2 separate regions of the Mus musculus genome follow, and region 1 is linked to region 2. The links are chromatin contacts, found by Hi-C or POLR2A ChIA-PET in ENCODE. All regions are on one chromosome and are shown on one strand. Each heading gives the region's core, a stretch centred on a gene start or an enhancer-like site at or near the end of the contact. The rest is flanking DNA. Distances are from core to core; before and after follow the strand shown.

The links. Hi-C counts contacts between places; a loop is a spot of excess contacts on that map. ChIA-PET counts read pairs that join two places held with the same protein, here RNA polymerase II (POLR2A).
Region 1: a map of left cerebral cortex shows a loop between it and region 2 (6-fold over the local background). The contact joins two enhancer-like sites. A Hi-C loop is called at or near these places in 1 of 37 maps with a recorded cell type or tissue (left cerebral cortex). POLR2A ChIA-PET finds 5 or more read pairs at or near these places in 4 of 5 experiments (Patski and embryonic stem cell).

What each region holds. Positions count from the first base shown.
Region 1 is chr10:70,415,276-70,421,254 of GRCm38, forward strand. No RefSeq gene overlaps it. Among named protein-coding and RNA genes, the nearest start is that of Fam13c, 23 kb to the right of the region's middle. Within about 2 kb of position 4,309, at least 1 of the 3 ENCODE cell types and tissues checked has a DNase peak (open chromatin) inside an H3K27ac peak, as active enhancers do; it is left cerebral cortex, where a contact is called at or near this core.
Region 2 is chr10:70,367,859-70,373,931 of GRCm38, forward strand. No RefSeq gene overlaps it. Among named protein-coding and RNA genes, the nearest start is that of Fam13c, 70 kb to the right of the region's middle. Within about 2 kb of position 4,563, at least 1 of the 3 ENCODE cell types and tissues checked has a DNase peak (open chromatin) inside an H3K27ac peak, as active enhancers do; it is left cerebral cortex, where a contact is called at or near this core.

The DNA of each region.
Region 1 (5,979 bases), core at 3,059-5,558, 47 kb after region 2:
CGAGATGAGTGAAGAAGATTTTCCCGAGCGTCCCTTTCTCCCTTTTCTATATCCTCAGCTTGTATTCTCCCAGCCAAAGACCCAAAGTGAATCCCATTATCCTCATGTATTAGTCAGGGTTCTCTAGAGTCACAGAACTTATGAATAGTCTCCATATAGTAAGGGAATTTGTTATGATGACTTACAGTAGTCCAACTCCCCAACAATGGTCAGCTGTGAATAGGAAGTCCAAGGATCTGGTAGCTGCTCAGTCCCACAAGACTGGTTGTTTTAGCTGGCCTTCTGTAGAAGTAGGTTCCAACAGATGTGCTGGCAAGGAAATGCAAGCAGAAGAAGAGAAGAGAATCTTCCTTCTTCCAGTGTCCTTATGTAGGTCTCCAGTGGAAGGTGTGGCCCAGATTAAAGGTGTGTAGCATCACGCCTGGATCTGGGACTTGTTTTGTCTCAGGCTGACCTTGAACTCAAAGATCTCCTTGCCTTAGTCTCCTGGGATTCATAGCCACTATGCCTCAAGATCTCCATGCCAAGATTCGGGTCAGAAACTTTTATCTCCCAGCCTCAAAATCTGGATCACAGGTGAGCCTTCCATTCTGGATTTTAGTTCACTCCAGATATAGTCAGGTTGACAACCAGGAAAAGCCATTATACCATAGTTTGTCCAATGGAAATATCCCATAGCTGGTGCTTCTAAGGTATCATCTAGAATAATTCATTAGAAGTTATGACTCACATGGTAGGTCCCCTGTGAAACATTGTCTCCACAGTGATGATATTAAGAGAGAGGGTGTTTGTAGGAGTCTCCAGGTGCCCACCTATATGTGTGAATAGTGTCATATGGCAGAATAGAGGGAAATGGTCTAGACCAGTGGTTCTCAACCTTCCTAACTCTACAACCTTTTAATACAGTTTCTCAAGTTGAGGTGACCTGCAATTATAAAATTATTTTATTGCTTCTTCATAACTGTAACTTTGCTACTGTTATGACCCCTAATGCAAAAAATCTGATATGCAGGACATCTGATATGTAACCCCAGTGGGGGTGGGATGGGGTCACAACCCACAGGTTGAGAATCTCTGGCATAGGCTATTGTTGCTGTTTTGCCAAATGAGAAGATGCCATTCAATGGTGCCATCTTGAAAACAGACATAGCCTTCAAGAGGTACTACATTTAACTGACACTTTGGAGTTACTATTCTCCTTAATTGTGACAAACAAATCTTTCTGAGCTTTAAACTGTCCATCCTCAAGCATTATGTTATAACAATACAAATGGGCCGCATATTTTAAAATGGTATCTTCTGAAGTTAGTCATACTCATGTATCTTATTGCACAGAGATTTCCGTACAGGAGGCCTATGATCCTAAAGCTACCCTCTTCTGTTACATGACATTGTCAACTTTGTTGAATATCAAGTAACCATAAATGTGATTATTTGTAATGTAAGGCCCGATTTTATTTCAATGATCTATATATTGACCTGTAAGTAATCTCAATGAATGTATCATTGTATTAAAGTTCTCAATCAAGAAGTATAAGAAATCCAAGCTCACTCTTTACACCAAGTTGTTGCTGGCTATTCTAAGTCCTCTGCATGAATTTCTGTATGAATTATGGCTAGTCAATTCATGCCAAACATAATACCCCATCAAGGATCTTGACACGATTTTAATGAACCCATAAGATTGCTACGGGAGTATTGCTATCTTGACGATAATAAATTATCCAAGCACATGGACTTTCTACTTAGTTAAACCCTTAATTCCAAGCCTGGAGAGATGGCTCAGTGGACAAAGTGCCTGCCATGCAAGTATGGGGGTCTGAACTCAGATCCCCAGCACCTATGTAGAAGTTTGTTATGGCAACACACACTGGTAACCCCAACACTAGTGAGGAACAGTCTTAGTGTGTATAGGCAGATCCTTGAAGCTCACTGGCCAGCCAGCCTAGATTAATGGGTGAGCTCCAGGATCAATATAGATATCTTGTCTCAAAAAATAAAACGGGAAGTGGTTGAGAGGGAAAAAAAAACCAAACACACAATCGTTATCTCTTTCAATATTTTCTCATTTTCAGCATAAAAATATTTTTGTTCTCCTTTTAACTTATTTTTATGTGTTTTATTCATTTGATGCTCTTGCTAAAGGGATTTGTCCCATGGTGCATTTTCAGACCATGTGCTGTTAATGTAGAGACATGGAGTTGATCTTGGTAGATGGCTCAGTAGATAAAGAGCTTGTTGCTCAGACATGAGGACCTGAGTTCAGACCTTCCACACCCAAAGCATGATGGGGTATTGGGGGGGGGTAGGGCAGGTGGAGATAAGAGGATTCTGGGGCCTTCTAGTCAGCCTGCCTAGATGAAAGGGAGGGTTCTAAGGTCAGTGAAAAATCTGCCTTAAAAATTAGCAGAGTTCAATAGAGAAAGACACCTCTGCCTCCATACACACATATACTGATAAATTGTTGATCCATTAGTCACAGACGATATGGCTTCTAAACTCATGTATGTAATGGTCCTTTTTAACAGGGTGGGAGTTTATGGGGTGAGATTGCTCTTCCTAGAATTCAAGGTAAGTCAAGGTTAAGGACAATGACTTTCCTCTGTGACTTCAAAGTGCAGATACAAACTGGAGGTGGAGGTCCCAGCTTTGTTTCCTGGATCACTTATTTTGTGGGGCCAAACAAGAAGCCAGAGCTTTGAAGCAAAAAGTGCTTCTGAGGGCCTGTTTTAGTAGGAGTTGGGAAACGGATGCACATTTGACACACATGTGCAGTGCTGACTTCCAGAAGAAGGGAGGGGAGCATAGAGTCAGACTGACCAGATAACTAGAACATTTGGACCTGCCCGATAAGGTCCTCAGGAACTTAAACCAGGCTGTCGCAACTAGGCAATCCTCAAAGCTCACTGTTTTCTTTCAGTGTCAACTATTTAAACGATTTCAGTTAGCATAATTCCATTCCCGAAATAGCTGTGTTCTGGAAGTGGTGTGATGTTTTTCTAGGCTTTGCCTACTTTCCTTGTTGGCAGTTGGTAGCTTGTTAATAATTAGTCAGCAATGTACCCCAGAATGGGGAGCGTATGGACCTCTAGCAAGTAACTCAGACTAGATTGTTTTCTATTCCCAGAAACTCTGGTTCTAGTAGTTTTAAAATATGGAAGTTGCCAGATCTTGGGGGAGTTGGGGTGGGGAGGGAGCTTTTCAGTGGCTTGATGCCATCCTTGTAGCAAACGTGGTTGAGTAATAATACCTTTTTGGGTACTTTGTGCAAACAATGACATATAAAGCCAGGTCCCATGTGTGGTGGCTTAAATGAGAAGGTCTCTGTCTTAGTTAGGGTTTCCAGTGCTGAGAAGAGACACCTTGATCATGACAACTCTTTCAAAGGACAATACTTGATTGGGTCTGGCTTACAGGTTCAGAGGTTCAGTCCGTTATTATGCTGTGAGACATGGCAGCATCCAAGCAGGCATGGCGCTGGTGGAGCTGAGAGTTCCACCTCCTGTTCTGTGGGCAGCTAGGAGAAGACTGGCTTCTATGTGGTTAGGAGGAGGGTCATATTGCCCACCCCCACAGTGACACACCCACTCCAACAAGGCCACACTTCCTTATAATGCAACTTCCTATCCAAGCATATACAAACCATCAAACATATTTGAATGTAAGGAATTTCTCTCTTGTTCTTTAGATGTTCCCATTTAAAAGTATCCCTCTTTCCAAAAATTTCTTTTGTTCATTATTATCTCCTTTCTGATAATATTAATTGGAAATAAAGACATTCTCCTCTCCCTTCTCTTCCCCAGTCCCTTCTCCCTTTTTTCCTCTTTCTTCCTTGTCCACCTGCCTCTGCCTCCCAAGTGCTGGGATTAAAGGTGTGTGCCACCACTGGTCCGGCATAGATATTTTTATACTTGGGTTGAATGTAGGCTTTAGTTCAGAAGAACCTGTCCTAATGCTGTCCAACTTGAACTCAGTGTGAAGGCCTGTCTAAGCATCTCACCCAGCAGCTACATGGTAATAGAAATGTTTTACATGGGGGAGATATGAAGGTAGAGGGAGGAACACATCTTAGGTACAAAAAAAAAAAAAAATCTGAGTGATTTGGATGGGGAATAGTGATCGTTTCTGCACACTCATCTCACTATGCTGTTAAAAACTAGGGCATCCTAGCCTGCCACACAGATGAAATCAGCCTGTTCCAGCTGTTTGAGGCATCAGAAATGATTGCAGTTGGCTAATCTCTAATTATAGAATTCTTCGTGGTTGGGGTGTAAGTGAGCAAATGTGTGCTTTGACTTCTGTGAGCCCCGGCTTTGGGGAAAGCTGTGACTTTTAGATAAATTTCTTTCCCTCTGCATAATACACTAAACAAATTTAAATTAACTCTTGGGGCAAATATAATTAAGGCGCTGCAGATGGTTCTTTTGTTCCTCCGGTTGACCAGAATATGCTCTAACTGTGGCTTTGGATGAAGCGATTAAGTCCTGTTTCCATGGGACCCAGTCCTAAGGTATTTGGAAAGCACACATTAGCGATTCCGAGGCTCACAGGAAGTTTATTTCTTCAGTAGCTTGTTTAGAGAAGATTTCAAACGCGGTGACTACGCTTCGGTTTTTCTGTGAGCCTTTTTTGTTCTTCTCTAATTATGCTTTTACAGATTCATTTAAAGAGAAGAACATGTCTAGTTTGGATGGGGGGGGGTGGCGAATTACCAATGCCGATATATTCATCTTCGCAAGTATGCCCTAACAAAAGGTCTCAAACCAAACACTGTATTTGACATAGTTATGGTGGGCTGGGAACAGGACAACCTCCTGGTGAGGGCCATCTTCCTGGTTTGCAGATGGCCAGTTTCTTATGTCCTTTCAGGTGGAGAGAGAGAGTTAGCTTTCTGATATCTTGTATTCCATTCATGGGGTTCATTCCAAGATGAGTGAATGTTGGACCCACTCACCTATGAAGACTCCCAATGCCCTCCCTTCTGGGGACGGGCACTTTGACAGATGAATTCTGAGGAGGCATCCAAGCCTGAGTCCCTATCAGGAAAGCCTTTAGGTCTCAGGAATATTTTAGACTATAACCTGAAAGTTGTCACCTTAAGAGGAGACAGATGACAGATTTGTTTGGAGGGATCTCAGGCAGATCAAGGTCATAATGTTTCTGTGCTTAAGATCATGTGATCATGACTAAGGCTTAAGACACTGATTTTGCTTAAGACACTGATCAGTTTTTAGACGCTGAAGAGGCAGCTTGCAGTATATTCTCTGTGCTGATCTGTAGGGTCAGGCTCAAAGTTTTCAATTTGTTTTGAAGCGTAAGGGTTATAATTACCAGATAGCCAAGAATTTTATCTAAGTACTCTTGAATATTCCCTAAATATTTTTGCAAGATGTTACTTAACTACTATTAAGATGTATAATATGACTTACATTTTTTTGTTGTTGTTGTTGTTGTTTTGTTTTGTTTTTCGAGACAGGGTTCCTCTGTGTAGCTCTGGCTGTCCTGGAACTCACTCTGCAGACCAGGCTGGCCTCGAACTCAGAAATCGGACTGCCTTTGCCTCCCAAGTGCTGGGATTAAAGGCATGCACCCCCCACCACTGCCCGGCATAACTTACATTTTTTAAAGGTTTATTTTTAAGTGTGGTGTGTGTATGTCTTTGTAAGTGTAAATACGGATACCCACAGAGTCCAGAGGAGGGTGTCAGACCCCTTGGCACTAGAGTAGCAGGTTTTGATAGACTGGTGTGGGTACTGGGAACAGGACTTGGGTCCTTTACAAAAGCAGCAAACACTCTTAACTGCTGAGTTCTCTCTCCGGTCCTCATTTTGATTTGTTTAATAGTCAGTTGTTGAGTGAATCCTAAGGATTCATTAACTCCAGAGTCGTACTGCTACCCACAAATCACCAGACTATTTCAGAAGACTCAACTCTCCCTGGCAAGCAGGGCATAAAGGGAAAACTAAATGCTGCAACTTT
Region 2 (6,073 bases), core at 3,313-5,812:
GGTGAGGGTAAGAGAAAAGTGGGCGTGGCAGACTAGATTTTTCTCTTTTTCTGCCTCGCCTCGCCTCGCCTCGCCTCGCCTCGCCTCGCCTCCCCTCGATCTTTCCTTTCCTTTGTTTTCTGCCAAGGCCATTGCTGGATCAAGGAAGAAAGCAGAACAGGTGAACAGGAGCAGCCATCTCCCCAGCAGACCCAAGAGAGCATCATACATAGTAAACGGAATCTCTCCACACTGGGATTCTATTGCAACAACTGGATGCTCCCCTACTGTGTAAGCTGTCTCAGACAAACCCCACAGAACAGATGGAACAACCCACCACTCCAAACATCTCTTCCTGGCTCTTTGCTGGAACCCCAGGGGGCAAGATATCCACAACCACTAGAAACAATGTCTTCCGACTCCTAAGCAGACACTGTGTCAGCCTCCAGCCTCCCACCGGCTGCAAAGAATAAAAATAAATGAACCAAAGACCAGACCATCTTGAAACTTTTAAAAGTTGATGCCTGCATTTGTTGGTACAATGAGAATGGACAGAACCTGGACTTTGCTGGAAGGGGCCTGGAGATTGGGGGGTGGAGGTTACATTGTCATTTCTGCACAGAATAGTTCTGCATTCTGTGTTCTGTGGCAGAAAGGCAGCAAGTGCTAGTTTTGGCCTTCTGTCCCAGGCAGTACTTTGGGAGATTCTAGTGTAAAGCTTTTATGCTTTTTCTCCAGGTTCTTTCAGTTACTGTAACTTCTGCTCCAAGGGGGTGAAATTAGAAGTAAATTCTTTCTGCCTTATGCTTTGGATTCCCCAGAGTCTGAGAAGGAGTCAGATTGTCATTAAGGCTCTGCATCTCCCCAGGGTGGCTGAGATGGCTCCCCCCCCCTCCCCCCGAAGGAATACCTTCTGGCTCTGTGGTGCAGGCTAGTGGCTGGCAGGTGCTGCCCAGCTAATGAGCATGCGCCCAGCCTGGGGACCATGTTCCCCAGCCCTGCGGGCTTTGCTGGTGCAGTGTGAGCTGACTTGTAGCTGCTGTTTTGAAGCAGCTAGGGACACTTTCCCGGGCTTTCAGCCTGGTTCCCAAAGCGAGTAGTTTTACCGCCCTAAAGCAAGATGGCGCCACAGGGCAACTGGAGTCTGACTCCTGAATGGCTGCCTGCCTGCTCTACACCAGCCCAGGACTGTAATAAACTCCTATTCTAATGTCCCCCAAAACCTTTGTAGTTTATTTCAGTGTAGACTAGTACCTTTTTGTCAACAGCATCCAAGTTTGTTTTATGGAACAAAATAGTAGACGCTTAGTCCAAACTTTGAGTAGATTTCCTTTCTGGTTTTTGTGTTTGGATTTATTTTCTGCTGGAGACTGAACAGCACACTCTCACTGAGCAAGCCTTCTGTATTCCCAGCTCCACTTTGATGTTCCTGTTTTTATTTTGAGACAAGGTCTCACTGAGCTCCTTAGGCTGGTTTTGAACTCACGATTCCCTGCCTCAGCCCCGTAGCTGAAGTTCCAAGCCTGATGCTGGAGTCTGAAAGCATTCATATCTACTGCAGAGGACTGGCTAAGAACTCTACAGCTTGCCCCACTGGGGTGCGCAAGTGACGCTGGAAACACAGGGCGGTGGGGTCTGCAGTTCCTTTAGAAGATGTCTATTTACTCGGGCAGCTCACAAACACAGTCCTTCCATGGAAGTCAGGGCCTTGCCCACACAGCCTGCTTTGCTAGGGAACATGGCTGCAAAGAGCTTCCTTCTCACCTGGGAAGGCTTGGAGTTCCTGGGAAGCCTTTGGTCTCAGGTGATGAGCCACCTCAGCCAGAAGTCCCTTCTAACCCCCCCCTCCCTCTTCCTTTTTTGTGTCCCCCACCCCCACCCCCTTTCCCATAACTCAGCTCTGTTCTCCAGTTTGGGATCTGGCCCAACTGTTGTGTTTTCTGCTTGCCGCACACCCCATTCGACAGGACCCAGTGACGTTATACACTGATGAGGCACAGGGCTAAGTCGACAGGTGGCAATCCACGCCTCTTCCAGGTGAATTTGGAATAAACACAACTTTTGAAGGGTACACTTGAAACCTTTCAGGTTAGTTTAATGCACGGCGGCATTTGTTTCTGTACTTTAAGCTGAATTGAAATCCTCTGGAAGCTTAAGCTGCGTTTTTCATCTTGCTTGCTACTGTGTTGGTTTTAGGGAACAGCGTCTTTTTTTTTTCTTTTTTCTTTTTTCTTTCTTTCTACATGCACACTTTCTCCCTTTGAGACTAAAAAGTTGGGGATATCAGAAAAAACAAAACCAACCAACCAACCAACTAATCCAAGCACGTTAATTTTCCAGTCCTCAAGGTGCTAACATTTCCTTTTACAATAAAAAAAGGATTTAAACTGGCTTGCAATTCACAGAAGAGCTGTGATAGCTACGCCTGTTTTACTTGATTGACAGCCTGCTTTAGAATTACTCTTTAGGAACCAGTATCGATGCTCTTATTAACTAAACCCCAGAGTTTATTTCTGTTCCTTAATCTTTTTTTTTAACATAGTGTTTTCTTCACACACCACCCCTGAATTTGAGACAAGGTCTTGCAATGCAGCATAGGTACCCCTCAAACCTGATATCCTCCTGCCTCAGCATCTCCTGCTGATTACAGGATTACAGGTGTGTACTGTCACCTTCTTGTTATCAGTGTGTTACCGTTTTGTTTTACAGTAGAAAAGAATGCAGTTTTAAACCAGCCTTTAACTTATTGCAAGCATGTTTAGCTACTAACAGTCTTTTCATATCCCAGTACCCTGTGATACCTGCAGCCATTGTGTCTTCCTTTGGCTGTGACAATGGTTTGTTGTTGTTGTTGTTGTTCTGGGAACCTAGATACTGTTGGCATTTAGTCTCCGCCCCACAGTTACCTGGCAATAGCCAGGTGTGCCTGACTCACTATAAAAGGGGCTGCTCACCCCTCCTCTCTCTTTTGCTCTCTTCTCCCCTTGCCCTTGCACCCTTACCCTCTATCCCCTCTCTCCCCATTCTCCTCCCCCTCTCTCCATGTGCTCATGGCTGGCCTTTACTTCTCTACTCCCCATCTCTCTCTGCCATTCTCAGTCTCTACTACCCCCTTAACTCCCCTTCCCACGCGTCAAATAAACTCCATTCTGTATTATGCTGTCCTGTGGCTGTTACCTCAGGGGGAACCTGCATGGACCTGCAGAAGCATCCCCTTCCCCCACACCATACCGCACCTCCATCAGACACATACCTGGCTTCTCTTATCTTTATATAAAATACAACAGACATGTACGAGGTCAAGCATTATGTAGAATGGTCCGTTACCACCTCGCTGACATTTGCTGGTGCCCTGTCTAGTTTACGGAAAGGAAGCTCAGGCAGGAGGCACCGTTTCGTCATAGCTCATCAAAATACCCACAGTCACCGGAAGTCATCAATGCTGACGTTAACTCTGGTCACCTGGCCGAGGCAGTCTTTGGTCTTTCTGCTACACAAGCCATTGGTCACCGGTTCCAGTCTATGACTTATACTCAAAGTAGGTTTAAAAACTAGCGAGGCTGTACAGGTGGGGGAGTGCAGCATCCACTATCTTAAACTTGTCTCCAGGCCGGGCGTGGTGGTGCACACCTTTAACCCCAGCACTCGGGAGGCAGAGGCAGGCGGATTTCTGAGTTCCAGGCTAGCCTGGTCTATAAAGTGAGTTCCAGGACAGCCAGGGCTATAACGAGAAACCCTGTCTCTAAAAACAACAACAACAAAAGATTTTCTCCAATTTCAGCAGACCTCTACCCATGAGGTATGAACCCCTGGGCTTGTTTGTTCTTTTATCCCTTGCATGAAACACAAATTCAAAAAGGGCTGGAGTCAGACAGTATCTCTTCCACTCAAGGTAAACTAGGGTCTGCTGGAGTCCCCGTCATGGAAGGGTTGGGTTTTGCTGTGGAAGGCACAGCGAATGTATTTCAAAGTGGTTGCTTCCATCTTTCCTCAGTGTGTATTGTTAGTGTGATTGTCTTGATATTCATTATGAAATGAGTGCGTTTCCTAAATGGCTGTTCCCTGATGTAATGGCATCTCTGGGATGGAAACCATCCCCCCCCCCCACACACACTTCACCCCATCCCTGATTCTCAGAGCAGTGTACATACAGCCTGGAGAACTTTATCTAGAAACCTGAACTGATGGCCCAGGTGGCTTCTGCTCATGGAGGCACCCTGGGCTGTGTCTTCTGTCTACAGTCTTTTCAGATTTCAGTGTGGTGGCTGCTCTGGGATCTCAGATCCTCGATGGTCTAAGAAATGTCATTGATTTTTTTGTGGGTTCAGAATATTTTTGTTATTGTTGTTGTTGTAAGGATGGGATGACAGCATCTAAGCCCTCAACATTCACTTTTTGGTGTTTAAACTCTTCTTCAAATGAAAGTCCTGGAAGCAGAGGTTCTATTGTTGGTGCTCGTGACTCAGTCAGGGAAGGATGGGTTCCGATCTCTGGCAGGCTAATTGAAGACGAGGCTCACGTGTTTGCCTCCTGAGGTCTACTGGTGGTGAGTTGGAACATTGGCACCCTGATCACAATTAGATCATAGGGGTAGCCTCCCCTGGAAGTCTGGAGACAGAAATACATTGAAAATCTTCCAAGTCTGTATAAAGTATACAGAAAACCAAGTGGGACCATGCCTGCTCCTGCCCTGGTCTTGAGGCATTTAGACTAATGGAAAATAACAGCTTTTCTGTACCTTGAGGAAGTGGCTTCAAGTGTAGTGGCTGGAAATTTACAAGCAAGCACATGTAACCATGGGCTGGAGGCAGAGCCAGGGTCAGTTGTTCTAAAGCGTGTTTGTCTGCAAGCCTATCAGAGAGACGGGAAGCCTGCTAACCTGGTTAGAGGATGGATGTTCAAGCTGGTTAATGGGGCAGCCATGGAACCTCAGATTAGGAAACACCCATGAGGGGCGGGAGGTGGGGGGGGGAGGGGGGGCATGGCCCTAACTCCTGTTAGATTTCTATCAGAAGCAGCCAGAGAACAACTCAGCAGTTTGAGATTTAAATGCCAGAGATGTTCTTTCCGAACAGAACTGAAGAAACAAACCCCAGATGGCGTTTCTTATTCAGGGCACAAAAATGCCTCCCACAAACACCAGACAGAGATATAGAATAAGAATAAACATCTAGAATTCAGAAAAGCTGTCTGGAAAAAAAAAAGAAAAAAAAAACCAAACAGCACCAAACCAACAACCTGGATGCACTAATCGTACCAGATAGGGAAGCTGGCACAAACCAGGCAGGCAGATTTGTTTATTAAGTAGCCATTTCCAACCCGAAACAGAGCTGGGATCCTTTTAGGAAACAGTTTTGAAGTAGTTCATGTCATGCGCGCGTACACACACACACACACACACACACACACACACACACTCACTCACTCACATTCCAATGTGCACGCACATATTAGTGTATGTAATGCTGACCGTAGAACTTTGAAGCAGCTTTCTCTGCCATGTACCCTTCTGAATGACTGAGACATTTCAGAAAGTTGGTTTTTTGCCAAAGTTGGTTCTGTCTGAGCCTTGGGTAATCAGAAAATCTTATTAAGAAGAAAATTCCATTATCGTTTAGTATTTGAGCTAATGACCTTCTTTTATCTCCTGTTCTTTGGCCTAGAGCACAGGTTATTATATTAAAGGGTATTTTGGGTGTAACATTCAGGCCACGAAACATGGCAGATTAATTTTTGCTTCGTCTATAGCAGCCAAGTAACTGTGAAGGAGACCAGTACTCCTGTGGCATCATTCTATAGCCAGCAACTGTCGTCTGGGGATGTTTGTATGTTCCGGAACCAATTTTTTTCTGAACCACAAATCATTTTTTTAGGTTGATGATAGATAACTCTAAATGTCAGATTTTTCCTAGAAATCTAGCATGGATCCTAACTACATCTCTCTCTTTCTCTCTCTTTCTTTCTTTCTTTCTTTCTCCCTCCCTCCCTCCCTCCCTCCCTCCCTCCCTCCCTCCCTCCCTCCCTCCCTCCATATATATATTTGTGTGTGTATGTGTGTTGTCTTGGAAAAGTTTGGAGACCTCTGAGCTTCATC